Linked DNA regions of Homo sapiens: all the other regions are linked to region 1. The links are chromatin contacts, found by Hi-C or POLR2A ChIA-PET in ENCODE. All regions are on one chromosome and are shown on one strand. The core of a region is the stretch at or near the end of the contact, and the rest is flanking DNA. Distances in the headings are between cores, read along the strand shown.

The links. A loop is a pair of places that touch in the nucleus more often than their neighbours do. ChIA-PET counts read pairs that join two places held with the same protein, here RNA polymerase II (POLR2A). Pooled maps may share reads with other maps.
Region 2: a loop to region 1 is called in a map with no recorded cell type, with 7 times the contacts of the local background. The contact joins the promoter of CDC14A here to the enhancer-like site in region 1. A Hi-C loop is called at or near these places in 10 of 37 single-sample maps with no recorded cell type and 3 of 50 pooled maps. POLR2A ChIA-PET finds 5 or more read pairs at or near these places in 5 of 52 experiments (BJ, RWPE1, T-cell and 2 more).
Region 3: a loop to region 1 is called in a pooled map, with 5 times the contacts of the local background. The contact joins two enhancer-like sites. A Hi-C loop is called at or near these places in 1 of 168 maps with a recorded cell type or tissue (endothelial cell of umbilical vein), 7 of 37 single-sample maps with no recorded cell type and 10 of 50 pooled maps. POLR2A ChIA-PET finds 5 or more read pairs at or near these places in 5 of 52 experiments (GM12878, T-cell, activated CD4-positive, alpha-beta T cell and 2 more).
Region 4: a pooled map shows a loop between it and region 1 (4-fold over the local background). The contact joins two enhancer-like sites. A Hi-C loop is called at or near these places in 6 of 37 single-sample maps with no recorded cell type and 4 of 50 pooled maps. POLR2A ChIA-PET finds 5 or more read pairs at or near these places in 3 of 52 experiments (GM12878, activated T-cell and common myeloid progenitor, CD34-positive).
Region 5: a pooled map shows a loop between it and region 1 (3-fold over the local background). The contact joins two enhancer-like sites. A Hi-C loop is called at or near these places in 1 of 168 maps with a recorded cell type or tissue (endothelial cell of umbilical vein), 8 of 37 single-sample maps with no recorded cell type and 9 of 50 pooled maps. POLR2A ChIA-PET finds 5 or more read pairs at or near these places in 4 of 52 experiments (T-cell, activated CD4-positive, alpha-beta T cell, activated T-cell and 1 more).
Region 6: a loop to region 1 is called in a map with no recorded cell type, with 7 times the contacts of the local background. The contact joins two enhancer-like sites. A Hi-C loop is called at or near these places in 14 of 37 single-sample maps with no recorded cell type and 5 of 50 pooled maps.
Region 7: a pooled map shows a loop between it and region 1 (6-fold over the local background). The contact joins the promoter of GPR88 here to the enhancer-like site in region 1. A Hi-C loop is called at or near these places in 4 of 37 single-sample maps with no recorded cell type and 3 of 50 pooled maps.

Annotation. Positions count from the first base shown.
Region 1 is chr1:100,076,079-100,079,152 of GRCh38, reverse strand. SLC71A1 (solute carrier family 71 member 1) reads right to left here. Exons shown (of 12, transcript NM_033055.3): 9 at 1,876-1,988; 10 at 605-702. Among named protein-coding and RNA genes, the nearest start is that of SLC71A1, 40 kb to the right of the region's middle. RefSeq lists enhancers at 1,272-1,421, 1,432-1,481. Within about 2 kb of position 1,417, at least 2 of the 41 ENCODE cell types and tissues checked have a DNase peak (open chromatin) inside an H3K27ac peak, as active enhancers do.
Region 2 is chr1:100,350,636-100,353,952 of GRCh38, reverse strand. It overlaps CDC14A (cell division cycle 14A), which reads right to left and starts at 1,447. Exons shown (of 16, transcript NM_003672.4): 1 at 950-1,447; 2 at 101-191. The coding sequence starts at 998. RefSeq lists enhancers at 321-570, 611-920, 2,171-2,220, 2,261-2,690 and silencers at 1,501-1,550, 1,581-1,670.
Region 3 is chr1:100,462,666-100,465,831 of GRCh38, reverse strand. CDC14A (cell division cycle 14A) reads right to left here. Exons shown (of 16, transcript NM_003672.4): 9 at 2,951-3,166. Among named protein-coding and RNA genes, the nearest start is that of GPR88, 74 kb to the left of the region's middle. RefSeq lists enhancers at 1,695-1,784, 3,063-3,166. Within about 2 kb of position 1,916, at least 6 of the 41 ENCODE cell types and tissues checked have a DNase peak (open chromatin) inside an H3K27ac peak, as active enhancers do.
Region 4 is chr1:100,386,544-100,389,603 of GRCh38, reverse strand. All of the region lies in intron 3 of CDC14A (cell division cycle 14A), which reads right to left. Among named protein-coding and RNA genes, the nearest start is that of CDC14A, 36 kb to the right of the region's middle. Within about 2 kb of position 1,748, at least 5 of the 41 ENCODE cell types and tissues checked have a DNase peak (open chromatin) inside an H3K27ac peak, as active enhancers do.
Region 5 is chr1:100,442,880-100,445,948 of GRCh38, reverse strand. CDC14A (cell division cycle 14A) reads right to left here. Exons shown (of 16, transcript NM_003672.4): 7 at 2,953-3,015. Among named protein-coding and RNA genes, the nearest start is that of CDC14A, 92 kb to the right of the region's middle. Within about 2 kb of position 1,753, at least 8 of the 41 ENCODE cell types and tissues checked have a DNase peak (open chromatin) inside an H3K27ac peak, as active enhancers do.
Region 6 is chr1:99,807,625-99,810,849 of GRCh38, reverse strand. No RefSeq gene overlaps it. Among named protein-coding and RNA genes, the nearest start is that of AGL, 41 kb to the left of the region's middle. RefSeq lists an enhancer at 1,076-1,576. Within about 2 kb of position 1,974, at least 4 of the 41 ENCODE cell types and tissues checked have a DNase peak (open chromatin) inside an H3K27ac peak, as active enhancers do.
Region 7 is chr1:100,536,684-100,539,802 of GRCh38, reverse strand. GPR88 (G protein-coupled receptor 88) reads right to left here and starts at 1,664. Exons shown (of 2, transcript NM_022049.3): 1 at 1,301-1,664; 2 at 1-909. The coding sequence starts at 836. RefSeq lists a silencer at 103-272 and enhancers at 1-390, 543-942, 391-1,240.

The DNA of each region.
Region 1 (3,074 bases), core at 168-2,667:
GGTGTCTAGCACAACACAGCAAAAACTTAATGCTTAGTTAATATTCTGTGGCCAACATTCATCAGTAAATTTTTTTGAGACAGGTCTCTCAAGGTCTCTCACTGTGTCGCCCAGGTTGGAGTTCACTGGCCTGATTTTGGCTCAGTGCAACCTCCGCCTCTGAGACTCAAGTGATCCTCCAACCTCAGCCTCCCAAGTAACTGGGACTACAAGCATGCGCCACCCTGCCCAGCTAATTTTTGCATTTTAGTGATGGGGTTTCCCCATGTTGCCCAGGCTGGTCTCCAACTCCTGAACTCAAGCAATCTGCCTGCCTCGGCCTCTCAAAGTGTTGGGATTACAGGTGTGAGCCACCATGCCCAGCCTCATCAGTAAATTTTCTATGAACAGAACAGATAAGCCACATATTCTAAGTGAGAGAAAAGGGAATATGTATCTACCTAAGGATAAATACCCTAGAATCTGCTTTTCCTGTTTATATCAAAAGCAATTTTAAAAGTCTCTACCCTGAAGATATACTTATGTTTCAGTACATAGGAGACAGAACACAGGATTAGAACATTCTGTACTTTTAAATAATTATCGCTAGTTCCTATCAACTCACCCTGTTGATCAGCATCAGCAGTTCGTGAAACAAGTGCACTGACAGCAGGAAAGGTGATGCTAGACATGGCTGCTACTGCCCCAGCAGCCCACATCATCCTATAAGGAGAGCAGCAAAACAAAAACAGTAAATTCTTCTCCACTGTACCTGAAAGTCAAACTACATAATTAAGTAATTCTTACTGTGAAATGGCTGTAGAGAAAAGGAGAACTGAACTTGCTTACTAGGTGACTATGGGCAAGTCGCTTAACAATCTGACCCTGTATACAAAGACAGCAACTTAATTCACAAGAGTGCTGTGAGGGTGTAATGTAAAATAGGGATATCATGTTCCAAACTGTAAAATGTGCTGGGTATTATTTCTACAGGCAATTGAGAGGTTATATTGAGGATAATGTATAATATAGATGACGAAACATCATCAAATATTTCCAAACACATGAAGCCAACAAGTCTTTGGCAAAGTTCTTATGGATGGATTTGTGAAGATATCGCTGATTTGATCTAATCCTTAAATTGTAAAGAACAAGTAACTTGGATGTTCCTGGCTTGATGTTTAAAAGAAATGTTTTAGGTAATTTCAATTGTGAGCACCTCTTTGCAAAGGCTAGTTTGGAGAACAAATCATCACCCTCTTGATGCTTGCTTATATCCAAGTCCAAACAGAGACGAGGCAGTCAGTTGTTTGAAATATTAGTGCAAACCATGGAGTTCAGTGCCATAATGCCTGAGCACAATAATACTATCTACGTGGGCAGCCTGACAACAAGCGTCACTACTCAAGTCCCCTGCAGGAAACCCGACTGGTCAGAAAAGCTGAGACACAGCATGAAGCTGGCACCAAAATAACTGGATTGTTTTCACTTCTGGTTTGCTATCAGTAATGATCACTGGTTATACAACTTTCTTTTTCCTGACCAGAAAAACAAAAAATGTAAATAACTTTCAGGGCCTTGTTGCTATGGGATTACATACTTTTTCCTAGTAACGGACTGATTTAGATTAAATGCTCCTTAAAGATTCAAAAGCTGTATAATCTCATTCAAAAATTCAGCCTGTCATTTAGCTATAAAAGGTCACCTTTTTAATCCTCAAGCCATTCTAGGAGAACATATAAATATACAAGTGGCAGACTTATATTAGACACATTTTGAAAGATAAAAAGCATAGTATGAGACAGATTACAGTCTACCCCTCAGTTGAGAAGCAAATAAAAACACAAGGGCTAACACCAAAATTAAAAATATTAACATTAAAATATTTATACTTACCAAGGTTCTGAACCAAAGCCATACCATGCCAACTGTAATATTTGAAATCCTAGACCCAGTAAAATGGTGTTCTTATTTCCAATTGACCTCATAAGTAAACTCAAGACTATGGTCTGAAAAAAAAAAAAAAAGATTTATCAGAATAAAGTTTTAAAAAGTGACTTCTTTCAATCTACACTATAAAAGGACTATTGGCACTTTTCTACAATTTGGCTGATTTTCAGCAATAATTGCCCTGAATATGTCTGAGATCACTAGTCCAGGTCACATAAGCAGATGAAAAGTCCCTCTGCTGACATAGATCCAGACTGAGAGTTAGAAAACTGAAAGATAAAACTTCCTATTCAGTACATTTCTACTGAGGACCACTTAAATCAGTAGTTGAAAATGGAAGGGTCAAAAGTTCTAACTAATGATTTGGAGATCCCCATTACATAATAGCCTTAAAGCTTGTTTAGGTCCAAGTTAGTCTAAAATGCTTATTTCCACAACTAAAGAAAAACTAACAGAACAATGATTACCCATATATTATTTACCTAAGTTAATCTGTTGTTGAAACCATGATGCCTTTTATAAACAGTAAATTAATAAGCTTGATTTGGGATAAATGCAGTATACTATACAGCAGACTTTAGAAAAACAGCCTGGATCATAATCTTGGCTTTGTGTGGCTCTCAGCAAGTCACTTCACTTTGAGCCTCACTTTTGTCTCTTTGCAAATGGGGATAACAGCACCTATTTCAAAACCTTGTCATGGGAATTAAATGAGATATATTTACATAAAGTTCTTAGAATTGTGCCTGGCAATAATCAGCGGTTAATAAACAATATTATCAGTGGGTGGGTTTTCTTGTGCCTCCTTTTTCTTTCAAAGTCAACAAAGTTCAGCAGTGATTTGGGAACATTAGAAAATTTTTTTTTGCTATTCTAACTAACGTTTTTAATATACTACATAAGATAGCTAGTAAGTCCATAGACAAGTAAAAATAATTCAGGAAATCACTATTTTATGATGGGCTGACACTTTAAAACTCATAAAATATAAGTTTTGAATTCTTTAAATTGAGATGGCCACTTAAGAATTTAATCACAAATATGCCAGTGAAAAGCAAATGATTCATTCAAGGATTTTTGAGCAATTAGAACTCACAGCTTTCTTGTCTAAGACTTTCACTTAAATCACGTGAGTATAAGACTGA
Region 2 (3,317 bases), core at 198-2,697, 270 kb before region 1:
GGGGGGGAAATGAATAAAACTGCCATAAAAGTGCATAGTGTTTCCTCGTCAAAGAACAAGCTGAATGGCCAAGAGAAAAAAAAACAAAACATAAACTTACTTTTCATAGACCAGCTCCTCATCGATGGAGAAATAGTGGGTATTTACTGTGCTTTTTGGTCTATTCCTTAAAGTAGCAAAATATAACCGATCTGAAAGACAAGTTTAAAAGACAGAAAAAACATATGAGAAGTAGAGAAGTGGAAGTGAAGGTGGGTGGTAACATACGAAGGATCACAATTTAAAGACCCCATTAACACGTGGAATTCTTGCAGAAACCTCATCCCTCCCAGAAAGCTAGAGACTCAAGAGCACAACAGTTAGGCAAGAGGAGGACCTGACCGAGGAACTCAGCGGGGCTCAGAGCACCCACATTTCCCTTGTTTCAGGCCAGCAGAGTAGGCAGGAGCTGGGGGTACCCGCAGAACTGGAGGTGCAAGTTTGGTTCCCAAATCTCCAGACCTCAGCAGCTGCGAGAAGGGGAAGAAAGAGGTGAGCCTCCCGACGCAGCTTCGGAGATTTGAAAAAGAGGAAGGGAGAGAGACTTGGGGGGTGTGGTTGGGGGTGTCCCGAAAACCGAAGCCTGCGATGGTGGAGTAAAGGTGACCGGTGAGCATCCGGAGCAGGCTCCCCATGAGCTGCTGAGTGCCGGAGTACGGGCAGAAGCCGGTGCTGTCCCATTACGAGGCCGAGAGGCCATCCGAGGGAGCTGCAGAGGGAGCAAGGGACACAAGAAAGAGAAGCCGGAAGCAGGGGGTCCTCGGAGAAAGGAGAGTCCCTAGAGGGGACGAGAGCGCGCGCAGCGGCTGCAGGACACTGGCAGCCTCAGGAGAAGGTGGGGACAGTGGCGCGGGAAGTGAAGAGTTGGGGGCAAGAAAGCGTTGGAAGATGCGGGGCGGCTGCTCCTCACCTTTCATGAACTCACAAGCCCCGATTAGTTCCCCTGACTCCGCTGCCATCTTAAGCGAGATACGCACGGGGGAGGGCTGGGTCGTGGCCAGCTGAAGTCACTCGCCCCCGGGGGCTTCCCCACTGCCCAGGAGCCAGGAAGCTCACAGTCCCGAACAACAAGCCTGGCCGAGGGAGGCAGCAGGCGCCGAAGGCGGAGGCGGCTTCGGGGTCAGCGCGCCGGGCGCCCCGGGGACATTCCGAGGGGAACCCGAGCTCGCTCCGCGCGGGGCGCTCACGCCCCTGGCTGTGGCCGCTCCTATTTGGACTCGGCTGCTGCAGCTGCTGCTCCGCCGCCGCCGCGCCTGGGAAACGCAGACCAGCTCTCAGGGCAGGGCAAAGTCTTCCCCCGGCTTCCAAAGTGATCATGGAGGAGGAGACTTCTGGTCCCGATCGCGCCCGTGGCTACTCGAGCGGCAGCCGGGAGGACTTCAGTGCCCGCGGGCTGGCAGCAGCTGCTCCGGATCCTCCTTCGCCACCTCCTTTCAGCAGTTACTCTTCCTCCTCCTCCTCCCCCTGGGTCCGCCCCCAGACCTTCCTCCCCGCCCTCCCTCAGCCCCCTCCACTTTCACGACTCCGCGGCCATCCCTTAAAGGGACAGCCCCGCTCCTTTCTCCGCAGCAGCCCCAGTTACCAGGCGCCCCGCGGGTCACTAGGAGCCGGTTGCTAAGGCTTTGTTGCCGTCCACCAATTGCTGTTCAGGAAACGGGGCCCTCGGCCCAGGGGAGCGGGCGGGGCCTGTAGGCCAGAAACTTATGAATGAAACGGCGGGGTTGAGAGTGGACATCGCCAAAGGCGCTGTCGCGGCCTCGGAGGCTAGGATGTGCTGGCGCCCCCTTTCTTTTCTGCACCCTCTAAGTCTTGTCCCACTCCAGATTTCTTTTCTCTCTCTCTCTCATTCTCTTTCTTTCTCGCCCACTCACCCATGCTCTTCTAAACTCTTGTAGGGCGCGCGCGCGCGCACACACACACACACACACACACACACACACTCGTAAAAACCTCAGATCTCCGTGCCCTGCCTCGCCTCTAGCTAACATTTCAGCCACCCCCCACGCCCAACACTGAGGGGGTCTGCATCTTTATAAAAAATACAATTGAAAAAGAAGCACCAGCTCCTAGCTCACAGTACATGTATTGGTTTCCTCTACACATACCAGACTCTGATATAACTTGTACTTTGTTCTCACGGGACAAAAAGTTTCCCATCTGGTTCTCCACGCCCTCTCATCTGGGCCGCCAATGTGAGCGCAAAAGCATCACAGATGCCTAATCTTTACAGTGCTCCGGTCCCGGAGGGGCGGGGCGAGACCGCTGAGCCAGCCTGGGCGGGCGCGGAGGGAACAGGAGAGAGAGGAGAGTCCACTGGTCCAAGGAGGAAGGTTAACACAAAGGAATTTCTTTACATAGTCTCAGCTGAAGCGCTCCAGGCAGGAGTCCCGCTAAAAGAGGCCATTGACTTGTCTCTGCGAGGCTCTACGTACTGTTTGAACAACTTGAACGCTGGGCGTCCTAAGGCTGTACCTAATCAGAGTGCAGTCCCTTCCATACGAAAATGGCGCTACAGACCGACTATCCGAAGAGCATGCGCTCTGAGAGGTCTCTCCAGAAACAGCAAGAAACTTGTGGCGGCGTTTTCCTTCGCAGTCGCTTGTTGACCTCTAGGGAGAAAGGGGGCGCACCCGTGCAGAGCTGACTGAGGGAACCAGCCCTTCGAGGGCCAATTGCAGGTTTTGTTTGTGGTTTTTTTTTTTTTAATGTGTGTTTTGTTTTAGACAGGGTCTCGCTCTGTCACCCAGGCCGGAGTGCGGTGGCTCAATCTCTGCTCACTGCAATCTCCACCTCCCGAGTACAAGCGATTCTCGTGCCTCATTCTCCCAAATAGTTGGATCTACAGGCGTGCGCCACCACACCCGGCTAATTTTTGTATTTTTTGTAGAGACCGGGTTTTGCCATGTTGGCCAGGCTCGTCTCCAGTTCCTGAGCACAAGCAATCCGCCCTGCCTTGGCCTGCCACAGCGCTGGGATTACAGGCTGAGCCACCGCGCCAGGCCTCAAATTATTTTATTGAAAAAAAATCTAGTATTTCTTATATGAAAGATAGGGAAAAACAAAGTATATGAATCTCTCGATAAACTTGCCCACTTTGTTTAAAAGGCTAAATAAATCCAAAGATGTTGTTGTATTTCCGAAGATGCTGATTTAAAATTCTTGCATAATCTAAATTCAAATTCCCCAACAATTTTTCATTAAAAAGTGCGTTAGAAATAGAAGTCAGAGTTCTCATTCAGTTCATAAACTTTTAATTGCACAAAGTAAATAGTCTAATG
Region 3 (3,166 bases), core at 667-3,166, 390 kb before region 1:
TATAGAACATCGATAATCACATACTGGACTATCACAACGTTGCTGTATTTTAGATTATTATTTGTGGTAGAGAATTTCAAGAATTCATAGCCATCTCTTTTATCAACCACAAAGTGAAATGCAGATATTGAAATGTAATCCCCAGCAAATTGGTTTCTAGTTTATCTCTGTATAAAATACTTTACGTTGAGGCATGACATATTCATTCCCTTTTCAGTAGCCACCAAAGTTCATTTGACATAGGATAAGATTCTTTCTCCTTCCTTCTTTTAGTTCAATTAAAAGACTGAGTGCTGCTTGAATTCCCAGAAAACTAAGCTGACTTAATTAGGGCAGATGTCAAAATAATTAATAAGCCTATAGTAGATAAGTATGCTGTGAAAAGCAATACAGCTGTAATTAAACCAAAGGTGTAATCCTTATAAAAGAATCCTACGTGTGTGTGCAAGTGGAAGAAAATGAAATAACAATCTCAAAAAGATATTACCACATGTAAATGTGACTATCCTATACAAGAACTGACTTCAATGTTAAAGGTTCTGATTTAAAATAAAAACATCTACAATACAGACTGGGTACGGTGGCTCACACCTGTAATCCCCGCACTTTGGGAGGCTGAGGCAGGTGGATGACCTGAGGTCAGGAGTTCAAGACCAGCCTGGCCAACATTCTCCTGAGGTTAGGAGTTCAAGACCAGTTCTGGCCAGCAGAACCCCATCTCTACTAAAAATATAAAAAATTAGCCAGGAGTGGTGGTGGGCACCTGTAATTCCAGATACTTGGGAGGCTGAGGCAGGAGAATTGATTGAACCTGGGAGGCAGAGGCTGCAGTGAGCTGAGATCGCACCATTGCACTCCAGCCTGGGTGACAGAGCGAGACTCTTTGTCTCAAAAAAAAAAAAAAAGAAAAGAAAAGAAAAGAAATTTGCAATATAAAATAAATACATATATTTTTTAAAAGGTAAACATTCACAGGTCAAGGATATAGAGAAAATATCTGTAATAAGAATGTTTAACACCAGAGAGTTTTCTTTGCACAAGGTCTCTCAGGTGAGAAATACTATCAAGAAACACACTGAGTTTTAATGAAAGCTTTGCAGTTCTTCTCCTTTGAATGTGTCAATCCAAGATACGGATGGCTAATCCACAGATAAACTCTACGACGTAGTAATAATAAAACTACTTGAACTAAGAAATAAGGCCAAATTAATCTCAGGAAAAAATACAATTTTTATGGCACAAAACTAAAGTTTGAAAGAGAAGATAGGATTATCTCCTGCTAAACGTTGATATAAACGTTCCCATTAGCTCTCAAGTTCTATTGCTGTTTAAAATACGTGACATGTGGGCTTTTTCTTGGACCTGGGCAATACTGAACAAAATGCAATGGAAAAGCAAACAGGGTGCAAATGAATCACATGGGGACAAGCCAACACACTGGCACCCCACTGTGGCCTGAAAGCAGCACCCACAAATGAGCCAGCAAGTGACACCTTCCTAACAGACTCCACGCCAGAGACAAGATATCCCACAAAGCCAGGGCCCATCCTGCTAGCTAATGGGGAGGGTGGGGAGGGAGAGCTCTGCCCACCCAGGAGGAGGGAGCCTGGCATGGGGAGCCCTGCTCCAAACCCAGGCCACGTGCTGCTCATTTCCATCTCTCTGGGTCTCTGGGAAACCGCAGCTTCCCATTTTTGCTCACATGTTCACAAAGTACCTCCACCTACTCAAATCTTAAACATAGAAACAAGGGCCTACAAAACGGCATTTTAATTTCTGTCAGAACCAAAGCCATACTCGTCTGAATAAGTCAGTTACAGCAGCACTAGGCACATGAAAAGAACAGCACCCTCCCCAACACCTACTAGATGATTAGCATAAAATGAGAGGGAAACCGGGTCTAGACCCAAAACCATAAGCACAGCACCACCCAGCGACACTAGGAGGAGCTGCACATGAGGAACTCGAGGCTCCAGCCCAGGGCGGCCCTAGTGATTTCTCCTCGCTGAAATCAAAGACCCAGTAAAATATCTGGAATATTTCCAGTATTATCCATACCGAAAGATCTGGAATGGAGTGGATTTTAAGCCTCCTCGAAGTCAAACAAGCTTAGAGCAAATGGCATGTCATATTTTCTGAGTAGCTGACATGGGGTTGCCAGATAAAATACAGAATGCATGTTCCCTGCAATATTTGGGACATATTTATACTTTTTGTTTTAAAAGTATTCATTGTTTATCTAACTTTCAAATTTAATTAGGCAGCCTGTATTTTTATTTGCTAAATCTGGCAATCCTAAACCTTCTATAGTCTGAACAATTCCTGCCCCAAAGTATCCACCCCCAGAGATCAGAGATTTTTGCAAAACAAACTCTTTAAGTTTATTCCATGAGGCAGCATCACATCAGCAGCATTGTAAGCTAGCGGATTGCCCCTAGCAACAGGCATGGAAGACGCTCTGCTCCATGAAGCCAAAGACTAGGAGGGGAGGGAAAAGCAGAGACTGGAATGGGGGTCCAGATAACTGGGTCATAAAACAGAACCACGACAGTGCAAGAGGATGGAGAAGAGATGGGCAATTCTGAAAAAAAACAAAGGAGAGAGGAAAACTAACAACCCTTGTCTCTTGAGAATTTTACCTGTTTAAAGGTGTTCCTGCAGCCTAAAGACACTGCTACTGTGTTTCCCCTCATTGTGGCACGTGGGCCTGGAAAGGTAAGGTCTGAAAAACTGGCATATCAAGAAAGCCACACCACCACCAATTGTCCACACCCAAGCAATCGTTTCTTTAAGAAGGGGTTATTAAAATGAGTTTGTGTCCCAGTTGTCTGAAATTTAAAACCTCATTGTTTTTCTAAGACACTAAACAGGTTTTGTTTTATGTTATTTGCTCTTCCTTGGCCCGCCCCTTCGATAAGCACAGCCACCACCACCGAGGCCTTGCACACACCTTTGCAGTGAACGGCGATGGCCCCTTCGGTGTTCTCACAGATGTTCAGGAACCTTCGCACGATGTTGTCACTGGGTGTGCTGCCATCTATGAAGAAGAGGTCATAGTGCTCGAAGCCAGCGTCTGTGAAGCGCTTTGCCTCATAAATCTTTTTGTTTAGCCTCACAACTGCAGTCACATTATGCTTTTTGAAATAAGGAAAGTAGGCTTCAGGGG
Region 4 (3,060 bases), core at 499-2,998, 310 kb before region 1:
TAAGATGAAACTGCAACACTCTGGCTTTACCATGTAACCACAGAAAGTGTATCCCTCCAATGAGCCAGGAAATCTTCACTCCAAGTCAGGCATTTCTTTTATAACCAAAAATCATATATATATATACACATATATATATATTTTTTTTTTTTGAGACAGATTCTCGCTTTGTCACCCAGGCTGGAGTGCAGTGGCGCAACCTCGGCTCACTGCAACCTCCGCCTCCCAGGTTCAAGCCATTCTCTTGCCTCCCATGCAGCTGGGACTACAGGCACCCACAACCACGCCCGGCTAATTTTTGTATTTTTAGTAGAGACAGAGTTTCACCATGTTGGCCAGGCTGGTCTCGAACTCCTAGAATCACATTATCTGAAAATGGCTGTACCCTTTTATCTTTTACCTTTTTTTTTTTTTTTTTTTTTTGAGACAGGGTCTTGCTCTGTCACCCAGCACCCAGGCTGGAGCGCAGTGGCATGATCTGGCTCACTGCAGCCTTGACCTCTCAGCCTCAATCGATCCTCTCACCTCGGCCTCCTGAGTAGCTGGGACCACAGGCACATGCCACCATGCCTGGCAAATATTTGTATTTTTCGTAGAGGTGAGGTCTTACCATGTTGTCCAGGCTGGTCTCGAACTCCTGGGCTTAAGTGATCCACCTGCCTTGGCCTCCCAAAGTGCTGAGATTACAGGCATGAGCCACAACACCCAGCCAGTAGTGCCCTTTTTATTAAACTTTTAAAAATTAGTATGTAAGGCCAGGTGTGATGGCTCATGCCTGTAATTCCAACACTTTGAGAGGCCAAAGCAGGAGAATCACTTAGGGCTGGGAATTTGAGACTAGCCCAGGCAACATAGTAAGACCTCATCTCTACAAAAAGACTGGATAGGAGTATCACTTAAGCTCAGGAGATGGAGGCTGCAGTGAGCCATGATCACACCACAGCAGTACAGCCTGGGCAACAGAACAAGAATTTGTCTCAAAAACAAACAAACAAAAATCAAACAAAAAAAATTAGTATTTGACTCAAAGAAAGTATCTTATTGCCAATGCCCTTATTTCCTGACAGGTTTATACAAATACTCCTATGAAATAAAGAGAGAACAAAGGCACAGCATTTAATTCAGCTCAGTTGAGTTGATGCATTGAAGTTACCTAGGGATGTAAAGGTTACAACCAATGGTGCTGACACTTGATTCTTTGCTTTCTCAATTTGGAACTACTGACTGCCTGAACATTGCCTTTTTCTGTTTTATTTCATTGTCTCATTGTCTGTTGGGTGGTTGGTTGGTTTTGCCACTTATTTGTTCCCCATCAATAAGTTATGTTTGATTTACCAAAAAGGAAATAAAGGCTCTTCAGACCTAAGCATCTCCTATCATCTCTGAATTGCAAATATCTAAATACTGCCTTACACAGGCCAGGCTCTCAATAAACATGAGTCAGACTGAGCATAGGGACTCGACGCTCTTATGGCTCCCAGCCTCTCCCTATTTACATTTCCTAATTCCCTAAAATACCTGTGGGGAAGAAAATATCAACAGTCTATCTTCAAGTCTGGATTATCATTTTTGATGCTCTTTTCTACTAAGAATTTAGGTTTTATGACAAACTACTGCTATTGGTTAATAATGTGAAACTGTATTTATTTTACAAATCTACTTGCTGAAAGGGACAAGTTATAGTGCTGTTCTTTCATCACTGATGCTTATTTCTTCCTTGGGTTTTTTTGGAGGGGGTTGGGGGGAGTAGAATCTTTTGTGTTTACTTGGTTTCGTTTTTTCTCTCTCGCATTCTAAAGTATATAGAATACAGAGACTTATCCTGGAACATGAGCCATAAAACTAAAGGACAGAACTCTGAGGAAGACTTTCTTTTCACTGTATAGCTATAAATATTATTTAAGTAAATATAATACAAATTAACACTTTAAAGATTTTAGAAGAATGCTTAAACTTTATAAGCTTTCATAAATTACATCAGATAGAGAATGATCTTCACAAAATCTTCCTAGAAACTTTATTTTAAAATATTTCCTATGAGAAACTCCCCACAGGAAGCAAACATAACTGACTTCTTTTTAGAGCTTTCTGCCTGATTTTTAGGAAAATGTTTAAAGCTGCTAGCATTTACTTTGCTTAGGTATTTTTGGAATTCAGTTTCCTCGGTTAAGTTTCAAAAGCACACCAGCCAAGAAATGATTTCCTGCTTAGCGAAGCTTGGCCAGCATCTCCGAGGTCAAATCACTGAGAGGTGAGTTCTCTCACTCGAGGAATCAAAACGAATTCAAAGTTAATGAGAGCAGAGAAAAATCTACTAATCTCAAAATTAGACCTTGTCCTAATTTCCTAATTAATTTTCTAATTAATCTCAAATTTGCTAATATCAAAATTAGGCCTTTTGCTAATGTCTTTCCTTTTCACAACTGGGCCTCCCTCTTATGGTCATCCTGGCCCACAGTTTTCTACCAGTGATGCTGTTCAACAGAGAAGATACTTTGGTATTGGAATAAAAATTTGAGGGGTAACAAAATATTTTGTCCGTTGTTTAGCTGATGTTTTATATGAGTGGGCTGATTTAAAAAAAAAAAACTCTTTAATGTTTTTTCCTCTCAAATTTTAAGCATGTCCCCCACTTAAAAAATACTATTACATAATCAAAGCACCCTAGAAGAAGCAATACTAACACCCAGTGGAGACATCGATGATTGAAGTACCTTCTATGGAACATTAACTTCTCTTTTGAGATCTTTCATGGAAGAACTTTACCATGCAGACAAAGTCACAGTTTGGAGACAATAGGACAGGACTCTATGTATGAGCCCAGTCAATGTTTTCTCAGATTCTGCCCTAATATCAGGAGAATATCATGCCTCTAAATTGGACAGTGGCCTCTTCCTTACTCTGGTCTGTCTCCTCTGTAGCTGGGACCACAGGAAGGTGTCACCATGCCTGGCTAATTTTTGTATTTTTAGTAGAGATGGGGTTTCACTATGTTGGCTAGGCTGGTCTTGAACTCCTGACCTCAAGTGATCTGCTCACCCCAGCCTCCCAAAGTGCAGG
Region 5 (3,069 bases), core at 504-3,003, 370 kb before region 1:
AGAAATTAAGAAACTAAAAATTAAGAAATACCTACCACCTGCCAATCACAATAGTGGTTTTCTATTTTATAGGCTTTATAATAGAACAGATAAATCATTCTCAAAAAAAAGAAGTTGTTTGACAACATCAAGTCTTCACCAAAACTGACTGCTCCCCTCCCATCACCTAGATGGTTGTTGTCAAGGTGAAACCATGACTACCTTCTTGTCAGATTTTTGTTTGTTTGGCTGGTTGGTTTCCAAGAATAAAATTGCACTGTCTGCTTCAGGTTTTTCAAGATTTTTTTCAACTAACCCTCAGCATCACCATTAAAGTTAGACAGAGAGGAAGGAAGGAAGGAATAAATAAAACATCCACAAGTTTTCTCCTTGAATTGTTCCTTCTTCTCTCTCACCGCTTCCAACCCCCTCCTGCCTCCATCTCTCCTTTAATTGAAATGGCTTTAGTGTTTGGCTGTATATTTAATAATTAATACAATGGGCCATTTGCATTCTTCATGTTCATATACATGGGGCAGAGATCCAGGTTTTGGTGGGGTCTGAAACTCACCTAATTTGAGGGTCCATCTTAGAGTAAAAAATTATTAACACAAAATTGGGTATAGGACTGTAAAAGGTGCCCATACAAGTTGAGGGGGTGAGGCTCTCTAAAATTTAAGCTTCATTAGCTTCAAAGTAAGTCACCTCTGGTCATATAATGTAGACACCTAGATGTGTGGGCTAGGGAGTGTCTTACTATTGTTTGTTTTATTACAAAGATGGATTTTATTAAAGCACTCTTCCATATCCTTTCTCTTCAACAAACATTATAGAAATCATTCCAAGATAAGTGGTATAGCTCAATTCATTTTTTAAAATGACTGCATAACATTCAGTGATTCAGATGTACTACAAGTTATCTGACCTTCTTTCTTATAAGTACATATTCCCTTTGTTTCTAACTTGGGGATTTTAGAGGGGAATCTTACTTTGTCACTACTAAAATGCTTTTATGGTATTAAAAAAAACTCTCTTTGGGTTTTTTTCATAAATTGCATTAAATGTATTAATTTTGGGAAAAGTAGCAGCTTTATGATGTTAAGTCTTTCTATCCAAGAACAAAGTATATGTTTTTCTATTTGGTCATAATTCCATCCACAGGGAATTTGCAACCTAATAAGGAAAATTAGGCTTGTACACAAATAGCCATGATATAAGAAAAATGGAAAGTACAAATTGTAACACATGAAATTGAAGGCAGGGAAGAAGAGTACTCCAGAGGTGAGATGTAATCTGTGCAGGATTTTAACACAAACGAAATGGAGGAGCGGGAGGTTAAAAGGATGGGAATCTGGGAAAAAGCAACCTCAGCCAAGCAACAGGGATATTCAAGAAACAGTAACTAAGCAGTTTGAGGAGCTGGAACACAGAGTACGTACAGTGAAGTAACAGGAGATGGGGCTAGAAGGGTAGGCTGGAGCTCATCACAGCTAAGAATGCCAGGACAGGAGAGTTTATCCACATTTCAGCAGGGCAATGGGAGAAACAGCCGGTTTGGGGCCAAGAACAAGACAAGCAAGATGAGAACTCTATTTTAGGATCACTCAGGTGTGTGTAAGGCAGCCTGGGAGGAGAAGGGCCGTGCTCAGTTAGAGAACTATTAAAATGAAAGGTCCACAGGAAAAGACGTGAGACCTGAGTCAGAGGGAAGGAAGTGAGAACAGAGAGGAAAGACAGATATAATTAATACATCCTGTGGCACCAGTAGAAGTGATCCGAATACTCACTAGGTTAGGGAGGAAAACAGCAATGTTTCTAGCCTTGAGGCTGGGTGCTCAGTAGGATGGCAATGTGGTAACACACACAAAGCAGAGGACCATGTTTGGGTAAAAGATGATCAGTTTCTTTTCAGATATGTTGCATTTAACATGGAAACAGAATATCCAAACAGCCCTATTCTAGACTAGGGCCCCAAATGTGAGGGCTGTCCTTATCTTACTAAGGATAGAGATAAATTGTATTACTCCTCTGGGGAAACCCAACGGATGAGTTCACCTTCCGAGAATGTTGAACCTACTCACATTGTACAGGCTTCTCATCTTTCAGAAAAAGTTAATGACTTCTAGACTCCTCCTTATCCTACTCTGCTTCAACATCTCCTTACAGCGCAAACCAGCTTGGAGATAGCCTTTGCCTGCATTTTGAGCAGTCAAGACATTAATCAAAAGTCTTGTAATGATGCCATGGGGAAAAAAAAATTCAGTGAACTTTTAGAACTAAGTAAATTCAGCCATATTTCAAAATAAAATTTATACAACCAAAAATATTATAAGGGGGCTTGGCATGGTGGCTCATGCCTGTAATCCCAGCACTTTGGGAGGCCGAGGCAAGAGGATCACTTGAGCTCAGGAGTTCAAGACCAGCCTGGGCAACATGGTGAAATCCTGTCTTTAAAAAAAAAAAAAAATTAGCCAGACATGGTGGCATGCACCTGTAATTCCAGCTGCTTGGGAGGCTGAGGTGGGAGGATAGCTTGAGCCTGGGGAGGCAGAGGTTGCAGTGATCCGAGATTGTGCCACTGCATTTCAGCCTGGACAAAAGAGCTAGACACCGCCTCAAAAATAAATAAATAAAAGGTACAAATTCAGTTTTATTTTAAATAAAACCTGATTTCTAAAATAAAAGTAACATAATTTTACTACCCTACTAGATTTTTCTTATAAACTAAAGGTGCAAAGTGATTGTATATAAATGAGAGAATATATATAGATATGTTGTTTTTCCAAAATAAAATTTTGGTGACTCCTGATTCAAAGGAAATAACCAAGGCTGAAAGGACAAAACTGACCACTATGGAAAACTCCAGAATGCTTTTATTTAGCACCCACTCGATTTGCAATACATGAGTGTGACAGGGGGAAAAAATTAATCAACATGAAATTATGTTTTGTAAAAAAAATTAAATGTACAAACCTCATAATGTTCATATTCATCCACATCAAATGTCTCAAAGTCAAAAAATCCATGTTGTAATCCCTAAAAGCAGAATTTGAATTAGTTTTTCCATGCTAAATTGATAAACTCTACTCA
Region 6 (3,225 bases), core at 725-3,224, 270 kb after region 1:
TGAGGCACACTCCTGCACCCATTTGCAGTGTTCTTCCTTTCTAATAAACTTTCCTTTTTCAAACCTAAAAAAAAAAAGAATATATGTTTTATTGTTACCTCTTAAAACCACGAATTGTGTTCAGAAAACTCCACTGGTTTTCATCACACCTGGAGTAAAATCCAGAGCCCTTGGTGTGGCTTGCAAGTCTCTACACAATCTGGTTCTACTTCTCCCTCTGACCTCATCACCCACCACTCTTTCCTTTTCTTTCTTTAAACTTTTATTTCTTATTTTTAAAATTTTCTCTGTGAGTCTAGCAAATGATCCCATTCTCACTGTACTCCAAGCAGGCTGGCCATGTTGCTATTCCTTGAATGTAACAAACATGCTCTTGCTGTTTTCTCATTCTGGAATAATCTTTTCCCCATATTTCTACATAGCTCACCTTTTCAATTGATTCAGATCTTTGCTCATATTAACTCCTCAGGTGATTACATATTATTGTGATTTGTATGGGTATATAGTTGGCAAAAGATAATGTTAAAAATTTACCAACGCTTGGGCAGAAATGGTGGCTCACACCTGTAATCCTAGCAGTTCGGGGAGCTGAGCTGGGCAGAATGCCTGAGCTCAGGAGTTGGAGACCAGCCTGGGCAACATGGTGGAACTTGGTCTCTACAAAAATACAAAAATTAGCTGGGCTTGGTGGCGCATGCCTGTAGTCCCAGCTACTTGGGGGACTGAGGTGGGAGGATTGCACCTGTGGTCCCAGCTACTTGTGGGGCTGAGGTGGGAGAATCACTTGAGCTTGGGAGATAGAGGCTACAGGGAGCTGTGTTTATGCCACTGCACTCCATCCTGTGTGACAGAGTGAGACCCTATCTCAGAAAAAAAAAAAAAAAAAAGAAAGAAAGAAATTTACCAACCCTCCAAGACTAGCCAACTATTGGACCATTGTCATTTATATAAAACAAACACAACCATTTTAGATTTGATGAGGCACTTTCAAACTCTTTGGCCCATCTATTAGCAAAAGGGAATGTTATATTACCTAGAAAAAGAACGTAGCTGGGCACAGAGGGTCGTGCCTGTAATCCCAGCACTTTGGGAGGTTGAGGTGGGAGGATAGCTTGAGTCCAGGAGTTTGAGACCAACCTGGGCAATATAGTGAGACCTTGTCTATGAAAAAAAGAAAACCTAAACATATAAGGAACTTTCACTTTTGTAACACCAAACTGCCTTTGTAGAATATCTCAGGATTAAACAAATTCGAACAGTGCCAGTTATTAACCCCTTTGGATATGGACTAATTAAGAAGATATGAGACAATCAGAAAAGGTCTTATTAAGATTTCTCGGTTTATACATAAACTCAGATAATAAAACCTCTCTCGTAATACAACTTTGGAGCACTCAATTCTGTTGAGTTATCTCCTCTTTTATTAATGCCAGATCTAGTCACTCTGACTGGGTAATGCTAACTATGGAATTCTGTACAGTGTACGTGTGAATATATGCACTGTATATATATGTGAGGCATGCCTATATGGTGTTAAGCCTTTATCCTTAATGTCTCTCATTTGTGGAAATAATATTCCTTCTTTTATTTGACACTTATTTTCCCCTGGGATTTCCCCAGTGGTATCAACTCTGAACTAGGCAGGCTTCACAGCAGACCAAGTATGACATTGTTTTAATTAACGCCACTCTGAAATATTTGGCTGTGAGTACTTGATAAGGGAAGGCTTCATAAGTATTTCAGGAGGTCTCATTCTCCCGCCTTAAGACCCTTACTACTCTTCTAGGAATTGGGGGAGGAATACAGTGAACTGTCTATGTCCTCACTCTTCAGTGGTAATACTTTATGGGTAGTGCTTCAGGGATGAGTGTGTGGAAAGATTCTAGTTACCTCCCCCTTTCCTTCCAGCAGTCAGACAGAAAGGAAAACGTGGGTGGCCATATAGGGAGATAAACTTGCTCTTCCATGCCCTCAGTTACACGTAACACTTAAAATTTCTTGGCATCTACTGCCACCGTGTGGTTATTTACATTTACTGACTTTAATGTGTTTCCCTTTTAAGGCTGGTCCGAAACAAAAATACAAGGAATTCTAGTTTGTTTTAGTATCCTTCAGCCTCAGATTGTTCCCAAGTCCCTCTAGGTTCTCTGTGCTCTTACACTGACGAGAAGATTCCACTACTAAATACTTTCTTCTTCTCTTATGTTACGCTCTACTAAAGCATGCTGCTGATACTCCAGTGACTTTCAGAGTTTTTGATGAACCAGTTTGAGGCAGAAAGATTCTAAAATGGGCTCCATATGTCCCTGTCCCTGATATTATGGCTTATGTAATCCCTTCACAGGAGTGTGGATGAGACCTGTGACTAGCTTTTAACCAACAGAATATGGCTGAGGTGATGGGATGTCACACTGCAATTACACTGGACAGTATTGTAACTTCTGTATTGCTAACAGACTCTCTTTTTTAGTTTTATTTTTTAATTTTTGTGGGTATAGTAGGTGTATATATTTATGGGGTACATGAGATGTTTTGATTACAGGCATGAAATGTGATATAACCACATCATGGAGAATAGGGTATCCATCCCCTCAAGCATTTATTCTTTGAGTAACAAACAATCCATTTACACTCTTTGAGTTATTTTAAGATGTGCAATTAAGTTATTATTAACTATAGTCACTCTGTTGTGCGATAGCACAACAGATAAATGATAAAATAGGTAAATGATAAAATAGGTCTTATTCATTCTTTCTATTTTCTTGTACCCATTAACCATTCCCACCTTCTCCCTGCCCCACACACTATCCTTCCCAACCTCTGGTAACTGTCCTTTTACTTTCTATGTCCATGAGTTCAACTGTTTTAATTTTTATATCACACAAATAAGTGAGAACATGCAGTGTTTGTCTTTGTGTGCCTGGCTTATTTCACTTAGTAAAATGATCTCCGGTTCCATCTGTGTTGTAGTAAGTGATGGGATCTTATTCTTTTTATGGCTGAATAGTATTCCATTGTGTATATGTATAACATATTCTTTATCCATTCATCTGTTGGTGGACACTTAGTTTGTCCAAATCTTAGCTATTGTAAACAGTGCTGCAGCAAACATAGGGGTGCAGATATCTCTTCAATATACTGACTTCATTTCTTTTGGGTATACCCAGCAATGGGATTGCTGGATCATATAGTAACTCAATTTTTAGTTTTTTGAGGAACCACCAA
Region 7 (3,119 bases), core at 415-2,914, 460 kb before region 1:
CGCTGTGCCCGCCGCGGGTGCAGCGCGGGCGGCAGGGGCTGGGCCTGCGCCGGGTGCGCGGCGCCACCGGGGCCCGGCGCGTGCTGGGCGCCCGGGAAGGCGGCGGCGGCGGCGGCGCAGCCGGGCAACTGGTGCAGCAGGTGGAAGTTGAGCACGCTGACCCGCTTGACGCTGACACGCACGCGGCGCACGATGCCCAGGTAGCAGTGCAGCAGCAGAGCTGTCTGCGCCAGCAGCGCCGCGGCGGCCAGCAGCGCCGGGTAGTGGACTCGCGGTGGCGCGGCGCCGGGCCGCGGTGCCCAGGGCGGGAGCAGCAGCACGAGGCCCAGGGCGAGCGCCCAGGACAGCGCCAGCATGCCCGCCGTGTGGCGCCTCTGGTACAGCGCCTGGTAGGTGGCGGGCGCCCGGGTGATGAGCAGGTAGCGGTTCAGGGCCACGAGGCAGTGGGAGAGGAGGGACACCGTGAGTCCGAGGCCCAGCAGCCCACCCCGTAGCAGGCGGTAGCTGCCCCCAGCGCCGTCCCAGTCTGCGGGGGGCTCCGCAGAGCCGGTGGGCAGGAGCCCGAGCACCGCCTCCTGCGGCATCCAGAGGGCGCAGACGCTGAGGTCGGCGGCGCAGCCGTTCACGATGAAGGCGTTGCTGGTGGTCTGCAGCTTTCGGAAGGACGACACGAGATAGATGACCATGCCGTTGGCCAGCGTGCCCCCGATGGCCAGGCCCGAATACAGGAGTGACACCGGGATGCGCCGGCCCGCCCACGACTCCTCTTCCTCGCAGAGCAGCAGCAGCGAGCCACCGGTGGTGGAGGAGGTGGATGTGGAGGAGGAGTTGGTCATTCTGGCCAACTCTTCACACCTCCCTCGCTAGCGTCGGCTTCTGGCAGCGCGGTCCATCCTGACACTGTCCTGCCTGCCAGAAGGGCAAAGACATCCCTTCAGCCCTCTGCCACTGACACAAAAGGCTGAAGCAGAATAATGGGCTGGGGGAGGGGGAGAAAGGGAGCTCGAGGAGGAGGACGGGGGTGGCAGATGACAGGTGCCTGCCTCGGAAATGTCTCCAGAGCCAGGGGAAAGGCCACTTTGCATTGGATTCAGCAGGTATCGGGGAAGCCCTAGGACAGAGCAATACCTAAAACAGTCTCCTCTTCTCCCCCAACACACACACACACACACAGAGAGAGAGAGAGAGAGAGAGAGAGAGAGAGAGAGAGAGATATGTTGCCAGCTGGAGGACCTAGTTCCAGGAGAAAGCAGAGATATCCCAGCTGGGGAAAATCCCATGGGAAAGAGGTGAAGGTTACCTTGCGTTTAGGCTGGTCCTTAGCCGGTGTCTCAGGGGGAGGGATGCCGGGAAATACCTCCTCAGCAACAGCATCAGTGGTCCAGAAATCAACAGGAGAAACTCAGCTGGGATCAGTGCCAGGAGCAAGTGCCCGCTTCTCCCAAGCAGCATCCACACACATGGTCCTGGGCAGGAACTAGCAGCTGCAGGGAGACTTCTCAGCTGGTATCAGGGCTGGAGAAAGTAAAGTGGCGGGCTGCAAGCCCAGGCGGGTGGGCAGGCAGGCAGCAGCAGCAAGAATGCTTGGCTGCAAAAGCAGAAGCTGAGCTCAAGAGGAGAGCACCCTGTGCTCAGAAGCAGGAGTGGTGGCTGATGTGGTGAACCCACTCGAAGCTCTCTCCTGCTTAGTTATACATCATCCAGGGAAAAGACAGCCTTTCCACGCTTGGCATGAATTATTCAATAGCTTCCAACTTGTAAAAGGAAGAAAAATATCTTGCTCAGAAAGTCCTGTCGTTAACAAGTTTCTCTGTCTTTTCTCTCTCCCAATCACCTTATTTTTCATCCTGTTTCATTTTTCTTTCCGTCCTTTTTTTCCCTCCCTTCAATATTAGAATAAAATTTAATATACCCTAGAGTATTTCATCTCAGTCTGATGCATTTTGTGGGCAAGATTTTTCTGTGAGATAAATATATTCCCAGTACCCAGGACTGATCTCTTTATTCCCACATTTTTTAACGAGAATTACTTTATGCACTACTTGAAATTCATTTTTCTTTGGTAAAGTGGAACATAGACAATTATCCACAGAAAATCTCCATTCCTCAATTTAAATCGTACTTTCAGTGTTTTCTCATCAACAAACTCCTTTCCGGAGTTTGTTTTGTGTTTTAGTAATGAAATGGTTAGAGGGTAAAAATGAAATGGGCAAAAGATTTAAAGCAGATGTCAGTGGTACATCTAGACAATGGAATATTATTCAGTGCTAAAAAGAAATGAGCTGTCCAGCCATGAAAAGACATGAAGGAACCTTAAGTGTGTATCACTAAGTGACAGAAGCCAACTGGAAAGGACTACATACTGTATGCTACCAACTATGACATTCTTGAGAAGGCAAAACTATGGAGACAGTTAAAAAGACCAGTGGTTGCCCGAGTTAGGGGGAAAGGAGGAATGAATAGATGATCACGGAAGATTCTTAGGACAGTGGAACTACTCTGTATGATACCATAATAGTGGATCTGTGTACTTATAAATTTGCCCAAAGTGGCAGAATGTGAAACATCAGTGTAAGCCATGGACTTTGGGGAATGATGTGTCAACGTACATTCAATTGTAACAGACGAACCACTCTGGTGGGGGATTTTGATAATGGGAGAGGCTATGTATGCGAGGGGCAGGGAGTACATGGGAAATCTCTGTATCTTTCACTCAAATTTGCCATGAATCTAAAATTGCTCTAAAAAAATAAAGTCAATTTTAAAAAAATGTGTGTCAGGGGGAAAGCAAGAAACCTGAATAATCCACAGTGTGAACAAAGATGACTTTTCACTTCAGAACTTTTTGTCTTGTCTGTCTTGGAGATTTGCAGTCTGATGTTGGCATCTTCTTTGGTGCAAGTGTTCATTTATCCATTCCATGTGGGAATTTTTTCAGAAAAGGAGTTCTCTCAATTATTCACTGGAAAAGTCATGTATTTGAAAATGTAACTCAATATGGGAATATGGTAACATGGCATAATAGAAAAAAATGTTAGGTGGGGTTGCAGCACACCCAGATACTAAGCCGAGCATCCATCATGTAGCCTTGCGATGGATTATTTTCATCTTGTCAAATA